2 separate regions of the Homo sapiens genome follow, and region 2 is linked to region 1. The links are chromatin contacts, found by Hi-C or POLR2A ChIA-PET in ENCODE. All regions are on one chromosome and are shown on one strand. The core of a region is the stretch at or near the end of the contact, and the rest is flanking DNA. Distances in the headings are between cores, read along the strand shown.

Evidence for each region. A loop is a pair of places that touch in the nucleus more often than their neighbours do. ChIA-PET counts read pairs that join two places held with the same protein, here RNA polymerase II (POLR2A). Pooled maps may share reads with other maps.
Region 2: a map of PC-9 shows a loop between it and region 1 (3-fold over the local background). The contact joins two enhancer-like sites. A Hi-C loop is called at or near these places in 2 of 168 maps with a recorded cell type or tissue (PC-9 and endothelial cell of hepatic sinusoid) and 3 of 50 pooled maps. POLR2A ChIA-PET finds 5 or more read pairs at or near these places in 6 of 52 experiments (BJ, Caco-2, HEK293 and 3 more).

The regions. Positions count from the first base shown.
Region 1 is chr18:3,623,101-3,627,232 of GRCh38, forward strand. The region is part of intron 7 of DLGAP1 (DLG associated protein 1); the gene reads right to left. Among named protein-coding and RNA genes, the nearest start is that of DLGAP1-AS2, 21 kb to the left of the region's middle. RefSeq lists enhancers at 380-953, 736-1,935, 2,100-2,671 and a silencer at 770-1,064. Within about 2 kb of position 1,876, at least 33 of the 41 ENCODE cell types and tissues checked have a DNase peak (open chromatin) inside an H3K27ac peak, as active enhancers do; they include PC-9, where a contact is called at or near this core.
Region 2 is chr18:3,793,166-3,797,297 of GRCh38, forward strand. The region is part of intron 5 of DLGAP1 (DLG associated protein 1); the gene reads right to left. Among named protein-coding and RNA genes, the nearest start is that of DLGAP1-AS3, 83 kb to the right of the region's middle. Within about 2 kb of position 1,711, at least 5 of the 41 ENCODE cell types and tissues checked have a DNase peak (open chromatin) inside an H3K27ac peak, as active enhancers do; they include PC-9, where a contact is called at or near this core.

The sequences.
Region 1 (4,132 bases), core at 626-3,125:
GCCTGATTTCAGTACTGGAATGGCCTCATGTCAGCTGGGTGATCTTGTGTGCTGCCTCTCTGTGTCCCCATGTCCTCACTGGTGAAACAGGCATGCTAAAAGCATTGATTTAAGAGAGTTGTTGAGAGGATCACATGAGATAATCAAGGAAAAAGTCTTAGATCAGGGCCTGGAACAAAGTAAATGTTTAATCCTATTAATGCAATTAATTGTGGTTAATGACATGTCATAATTAATAGCTATGATTATTTTCACGAGCCCTGACATTATCTTCCATTTCCAGGCTTCGCATGTATAAGAGGTCCTAGACACAAATTCACCTACACAAGGGATTCAGTCCGTCTTAGGTTCTGCTAATGACAACTCTTCTTGAAGTTCTTCAAGGCCGTGTGAAAAGGAAAAGCCAGCCGGGCACAGTGGCTCACGCCTGTAATCCCAGCACTTTGGGAGGCTGAGGCGGGCGGATCACCTGAGGTCAGGAGTGCGAGACCAGCCTGGCCAATGTGTCTCTACTAAAAATACAAAAATCAGCCGGGCGTGGTGGCGCATGCCTGTAATCCCAGCTACTCAGGAGCCTGAGGCAGGAGAATCGCTTGAACCTGGGAGGCGGAGCTTGCAGTGAGCCGAGGTCACACTACTGCACCCCAGCCTGAGAGACAGAGCAAGACTCCGTCTCAAAAAAAAAAAAAAAAAAAAAGGAAAACCCCCCTAGAAAATGCTTTTCCCGTTGCTTCCCTGCTAATGGGCCTTTTTCATCAGGGCAGCCTCCAGCCTTAGGATGTGGCCGGTCCCCGTGCGGATGCCCGTTTCCCCTCCTGCCTGCATTCATCTGACCGGTTCAGTGGGATCTGGTACTTTTCCTCCCTCCTCCTCGTGCTGGGCTTCCACATCATCCAGACAGCTGCTGCCACATTCCACCGCTCCAGCAGCGGAAGTAAGGCACATTTAGGCCCTTTCTGGGTGAGTGACAGCATTTGAGATGAGATTAATCAAATGCCAGTGTTAGGGGAAAGCAGCCTTTCCCTGAGTCACCTCTGCTCCACCTTTCTCATGACACAGAGCATGAGCCTGTCCAACGGTTGGCCTGTGCGTCAACCTCTGGCCAGGAGACAACGGGCGCCTGTGACCTGGGCGTGAACCGTCTGTTTGTGCGCATAGGTCTGACACTGCTGCTGGGCGAGCCTGCGTGCCCCTGCCCCGCGGTCCATTGACTGTGCCGCTGAGCACAGGCAGGGATGTGTGCCTGTCGCCCTGGGCCGCTGTCCCCTGACGGCAGATGAGATATTCTTCCAGCTCAACACTGATGTTGCAGGGTTTTTCCTCACCTACCGCATGACGACTGAATGAAAGCATTCCAGGAAACCAAAAGGGCTGGGCAGGCCTCTGGAATTTCAAAGCCGACAGCCTGGCCCTGCTGGCAGCTCATTTCTGCCGCGTCATTTTCTCTGAACTGTAGGAGTAGTTTTGTAGCAAACTTATCACCAAAATCCCACAAATGTTAAGCATTACCCTTCTTAGAAAGGAAAAGCCTACTTACTTTTCCCCATTGGAAGACTTCAATTTTTTAAGATTCAAGAAATCCCCAAAAGTCATGATAAAGAAGAGGGAAAACAGACTGAGCATACCCATCCCCTTTTAAATTCAAATTTATTTTGTTTTTTTCTGCTTAGCTACAGGGAAGGTTTGATCATATCACATCTGAGTTAGGCCATATGCACCCAGGGGGAATCTCAAGAGCAAACTAATCTAAACTCCAAGAAATAGACCACTAAGACCCACCCAGGTAGTACTCACTGAACGCTCTTCCTGCCTCTCATAAGAACCAAAAATAGCGGTTTCCCGCAGATGCTCCCAGAAGCAAAGTCTACCTACCACACACACAATATGCAGAAGGGAAAAACCCAAGCCACAAGTCCCTAAACGCCTGAGTCGTGACTCATGGAGGCTGTCCTCCACCCCTGCCAAGTATAAGAAATGATTTCTACCCACCCACTTCTCTAAGGAGATGGTCCCTCATTCCTCTCTCCCGAGCAGGCTTCACAGCCCCCTTCATAGAGATGAAGCCCTAGTCATTAAATGCCCAGTGATGTTACGACTGCCAAATTCTATGACTATTTGGAAAGTTTTATCAGGTATGGATACACTCCACCTATTTGCTTAGGTGGCCAAGATCTCTGTGCAGTTGCACAGACAGTTTCTGTCCTCCCACCCCGTGAGAGGTTGTGTGTGTGTTTGCGGGGGCTGGGAAGCTAATGGAGGGAAGGAGAGACCTCCTCAGGTGAGTCACCTTGCAGTGGAACTGCTTCCTGTGTGTGTGAAGTTCTTCAAGGAGGCACCACTTCACGCAATGCCCCAAACAGAAAAATCGAAGCAAATTAGCAAATTATTTTCTAGGAGATTAGATGTTGGACAACTTCAAGCTTTCACAATAGAAAATGGCTTGTTTTAAGGCAGTTAAACCCAAAGCATGCCTTTTTTGGGGTTTTGTTTATGAATATGTTGTAATCTAAGAAGAGTAATGTTCTTACAGAAAAATTAGACCTTCATGATTGCAATCTAAGTGAGAGGCAATTAGGCTTATTTTTCTTAGAGATTAGTACATCATGTTAGTTCAGAAAGCATTTGTAAAACAGAAAAAAAAAGGAAATCATAAATATCAATTTCATCTTAACACAATGCAACTATCACTGTTCTCAACCTGAGTTCTTAATTTCTGGCATGTCACAAATTCCTTGAACTACCAATGTTGAACTAACCTCCCCTGACCCAGGGAGTTGAATAGTTTTTTCAAAGGATATGATCAAATCTCTGTTCATGCATGCCTACATTTATTCATTTTCCAAAAGCATAAATTAATTCTGAGGGACAGAAAGTAGACTTGTGCTTGCCTAGGTTTGTGGGAGATGAAAATGTGGCTGGGAGCCATGGCTCACACCTGTAATCCCAGCATTTTAGGAGGCTGAGGCAGGAGGATCATTTCAGCCCAGGAATTCAAGACCAGCCTGGACAACATAGGGAGACCCATCTCTACAAAATAAAAAAATTAGCCCAGCGTGGTGGCACATCCCTGTAGTGCCAGCTACTTGGGGGGCTGAGGTGGGAGGATCACTTTAGCCCGAGGTTGAGGCTACAATGAGTAGTGATCGCGCCAGTGCACTCCAGCCTGGGCTACAGAGTGAGACCCAGTCTCAAAAAAGAAAAAAAAAAAAAAGATCAGGAATGGCGGCTCACATCTGTAATCTTAGCATTTTGGGAGGCTGAGGTGGGAGGATTGCGTAAGCCCAGGAATTTAAGACAAGCCTGGGCAACATGGCAAAACTCAGTCTCTACAAAAAATACAAAAATTAGCTGGGCATGGTGGTGGGCGTCTGTAGTCCCAGCTACTCAGGAGGCTGAGGTGGGAGGATCACTTGAATGTGGGGGGTCAAGGCTTCAGTGAGCCGAGATCACACCACTGCACTCCACCCTGCTGGGTGACAGAGCAAGAACCTGTTAAAAAAAAAAAAAAAAGCAAAGAAAAGAAAGCTGGATGTGGTAGCTCATGCCTATCATCCCACTACTTTGGGAGGTGGAGGTGGGCGGATCACTTGAGGTCAGGAGTTCAAGACCAGCCTGCCCAACATGGAAAAATTTTGTCTCTACTAAAAATATAAAAATTGTGGTGGCGTGCACCTGTAATCCCAGCTACTCGGGAGGCTGAGGCAGGAGAATCATTTGAACCCGGGAGGGCGGAGGCTGCAGTGAGCTGAGATCACGCCACTGCACTCCAGCCTGGGCAACAGAGTGAGACTCTGTCTCACAAAAAAAAGAAAAGAAAATATTTGAAGCTAAGACTGTGGTGATGGTTGTACAACTCTGTGAGCACACACACAAAAAACGCTGAATTGTGCACTTTAAACGAGTGGATTTTATGACATATGAGTCATATTTCAATAAGGTCATTAACAATGTACCTGAAAGAATTACATGGTCTCATGAAAGTACTGCTAACATTTTATTAGTGCTAGTAATTTTTTTTTAATAGAGATGAGGGCTCACTATGTTGCCCAGGCTGGTCTTGAACTCCTGAGCTTAAGTGATCTTCCCGCCTTGGCCTCCCAAAGTGCTAAGATTACAGGAGTGAGCCACCACA
Region 2 (4,132 bases), core at 461-2,960, 170 kb after region 1:
CACCACGGTTCCATATGGCCTCTCCAGAGTCATCCATGTGATCCAATGGCCAGCTCTGTTTTCTTCCACAGCCCATGTCTGATCCGTGAATGCACCCTGCCAGCCCTGCCCTCAGGATGGGCACATACCTGTCCACTGCCCCACCCTGTTCTCACTCTCACTGTCCCGGAGGGCTGTGTGGCTTTCCCTGACTTCCATCCTTGCCTCCCTCCAATTTCTTCTCGATAGAGCAGCCAGATTTATTCCTTTGAAGTGCTGCTCCTCCACCCAAGGCTGTCAGAGTCCCCGTGTCACTCAGAGTACAACCCAAAGTATTGACTTCCATTCTTCCCCCTTCCAATTTCTTCTTGATAGAGCAGCCAGATTTATCCCCTTAAAGTGCTGGTCCTCCACCCAAGGCTGTTAGAGTCCCATGTCACTTAGAGTACAACTCGAAGTGCTCCCCGTGGCCCATGCTGTCTGGCTCCCTTCCCTCCTGCCTTCTTGAGCCTAGCTCTCTCTTTGCGCTCTCTGCTGTGGCCACCCCTGCTCTCCTGCATGGCCTCCTGCACACCAGGCACACCTCCAGGACTTGCTGCTTTCTGTCTGACTCACTTTCCCCTTGCACAGCTGCATGCCCCACTCTGCGACCCCCTGACACTATCCCCTTGTGAGTGTGGCCTTTCGTAATCACTTTCTCTGAACAGCACCTCCTCCTGCTTAACTTTTTCCTTCTTAGCCGTTATCCTAGTCTTCCTTGCTCTTTATGTCACTTATCTGTCTTGCTGGTTTTTGTCTTCCCTACTAGGATGCAAGCTCTGTAAGGGCAGGGGCTACTGCCTGTTTTGTTCACTGTGGTATCCCCAGTGTCCAGCACAGTGCCTGGTACACAGCAAGGTTAAGTACCAGCTGAACAAATGAACCCATGAATGAACGAGGACACCACATATACTTAAATGCTTCATTCCTAACTCTGCACGTCTCCTCCCTTCTCCTTTGTCAAGAAGGGCCTGGCTGGCTAGGTCCCAGTTGTCTCTTAGTTCCACCTGCCCTCAGACTCTCCTGTTTGGCTGCACAACTTCCTTTAACCCTTCTCTAACTGTGGCAGCATGGAAGGTGACAGCTTGGAGGTCAGTGATGAGGCAGGAAACTTGTTAGCTAGGACAGAACATATACAGAAGAGACTCAGTGCAGCTGACAGTGTGCATTATTGTGATACATGTTCAAAGCCCATCTCAATTATAGGCATGGATTCATTTATTTCTGACTTCAAAACTCTCCGTGTCAAAGTCTTGCTCTTACTACCTTGTTGAACTTGACTATAGCAATGGGGAATGGCACCTGGAAAGGGTCCCGTGGAGAACCCACCCAGGATGCTGTCAGTCAGCACTGACCATGGGGCTGAAGGTGGAAGGTTCCTCTATGTATAAAGAGAGCTTCTCACACTCGGGGCTTTTGTGTGGGACAGGAAAGGCTGACATAAAACAATGGGATTGAGTCATTCATGTGGGACCATACGTAGCCACAAAGGTGTGACTTGGCCCACTGCCCCCCTAGAGGGCAGATTGCAGAAGTTGGCAGAAATGTCACCTAATTATCAAGGTGGCTGTGTGGCTGGGAGTTACTGCTCAATCTATTCAGCAGCGGAGGAAGCTCTGCCAGTTCTCAGCACATAGGATCTGGCTAATCTGATAACATATGGAGGAGAAAAAGTGCGTCACTGGTTTCCTCTCGCACCACGCCTGACTTCTGCAAAGCAGCTTCTCTCCCACTTATCTCCCACTGCGAAGCCTTAGGCATTCATTCCTGTGTGATGGAGTCAGCATCCTGAAGAATATGGAATATCTTAGAGATGCAAACGATCCAATGAATACTTATTTATTGGTCAGGGAGAATGTAACTGAAGCCAATTTCCCTTGTGAGTTACTCACTTACTTCCAAATTGGCATGAGTGTAAGACTCCGTGGACATATATAACTCATTCTAGCCAGGATCCAGAGGATCACAGAGACACCCACTGAGTGTCCTAAGTGACAGGGGAGATGGATGTCATGAAAAGCCAGGAAGAAACCCCCAAATTCCTTGAAACAGACACAGAGATTTTCTTATTGGAAACTAAGCTAAACACTTATTTAAAAATATATTTTCTCCCTTGTCCTCATCTGTTTTCTTTTCTCTTTTCTTTTTTTTGAGACAGGGTCTCTCTCTGTTGCCAGGCTGGAGTGCAGTGGCATGATCTTGGCTCACTGCAACCTCCGCCCCCTGGGTTCAAGCGATTCTCCTGCCTCAGCCTCCTGAGTAGCTGGGACTACAGGCGCCCACCACCACGCCCAGCTAATTTTTGTATTTTTAGTAGAGACGGGGTTTCACCATGTTGGCCAGGATGGTCTCGATCTCTTGACCTCGTGATCTGCCCACCTTGGCCTCCCAAAGTGCTGGGATTACAGGCATGAGTCACCGCGCCTGGCCTGTTTTCTATTTTTAAATTTACTTGTATTATTTATTTGTTTGTTTATTTTTAGAGATGAGGGTCTCACTATGTTGTCCAGGCTGGACTCCCAACTCCTGGGCCCATGCGATCCTCCCACCTCAGCCTCCCAGGTAGCTAGACCGGGAGATAGATAGATAGGCACATCACCTATTTTCTTAGGGTTCCAGGGCTTGTTGAATACAAATTATCCAAATAAAACACAAAGGTTCTCCTCATATATACCAACCAAAACCCACAAAAAAATTTGTTATCCTTGTATTGTATGATCTCGTTGGACATCTGGCAGTGCTGGGAGGAATGAGCAGGTGGAATGAGCAGAGCCGCAGGATTGGGCCAGTCTTAAAGAGATGCTATCCGATGGTCAAAGGGCTAATACGATTAAGGAGTTAAGGACCAACATCGCCCACTGAGTTATTGCCAATTAGTAGCCAGGTTTCCCCAGCAGCCCCAAGCAAACATTATCACCAGCATTGATTACTGATATCGCCCTTCTGTATCTCTGTTCTGGGTTCTAATGCAGACATAGAGAGAGAGAAATTAATTTGTGATTAAGACAGGCAAAGCACTCAGAACTGTAGACTCAAGATTGTCCTGGGAAATCTTCCATAGTGAAGATTTGGAGGGAACAACTCTTCTCTTCTCATTTCTCACTGGCATTTAATACTATGGAAAACATTCTGGTTGTGGAGTGTGAAGTCCTGGGCTTTTGGTTCTGCCCATGACCTGTCATTAATGCAACAGATTCTCCGGTATACAAAGGGGCTGTTTAATAATCAAATGAGATACAAATGACAAACTTTTACAATTGTAAAAACTACATGAAAACTTAATGATTTCATGAGTACTGTATATGAAAAATGTTTCTAATAATTGTAACATTCCATTGGTAGGATTCAGGTAGTGTGTTCTCTTAAGAGGCCCTAAAGAGAGGGAACATGCGCTGAGTGACAGCCCAGGAGGAAGCAGACACGTAAGGTGAGCTCGATCCACGAATATGCTCTAGACCTGTCAGTAACAGCCGCTTAGCCACTGAGCTAAGAGCTGAAGTCAGCAGGAGATGGAAACTGTCGGATCCTCACCATGCTATCAAAGCAAATTCCAGCAGCAGGCACATTGCTGGTAAAAATAATGCTCAGAATTCATATTTTAATCACTTAAAATGCATTTACTCATAGTTTCTTCTTCATGGCTGAGGTGCATCACGACCCTTCCATGAGCTATTATACTCAAAGATAGAAAATAGTATCAGATGCTATGGACTGAATTGTTTTCCTCCTGATTCATATGTTGAGGCCCTAATGCCCAGTGTGATGGTATCTGGAGATGGGGCCTTTGGGAGGCAATTAGGTTTAGATGTGATCACAAGGGTGAGAACTTCATGATGGGAATAGTGTTCTTATAAGAAGAGACACTGGAGGCCAGGCACGGTGGCTCCTGCCTGTAATCCCAGCACATTGGGAGGCTGAGGCAGGTGGATCACGAGGTCAGGAGATCGAGACCATCCTGGCTAACATGGTGAAACCTTGACTCTACTAAAATACAAAAAATTAGCTGGGCGTGGTGGTGCACACCTGTAGTCCCAGCTACTCAGGAGGCAGGGGAATTGCTTTAACCCGGGAGGCAGAGGTTGCAGTGAGCCGGGATCGCGCCACTGCACTCCAG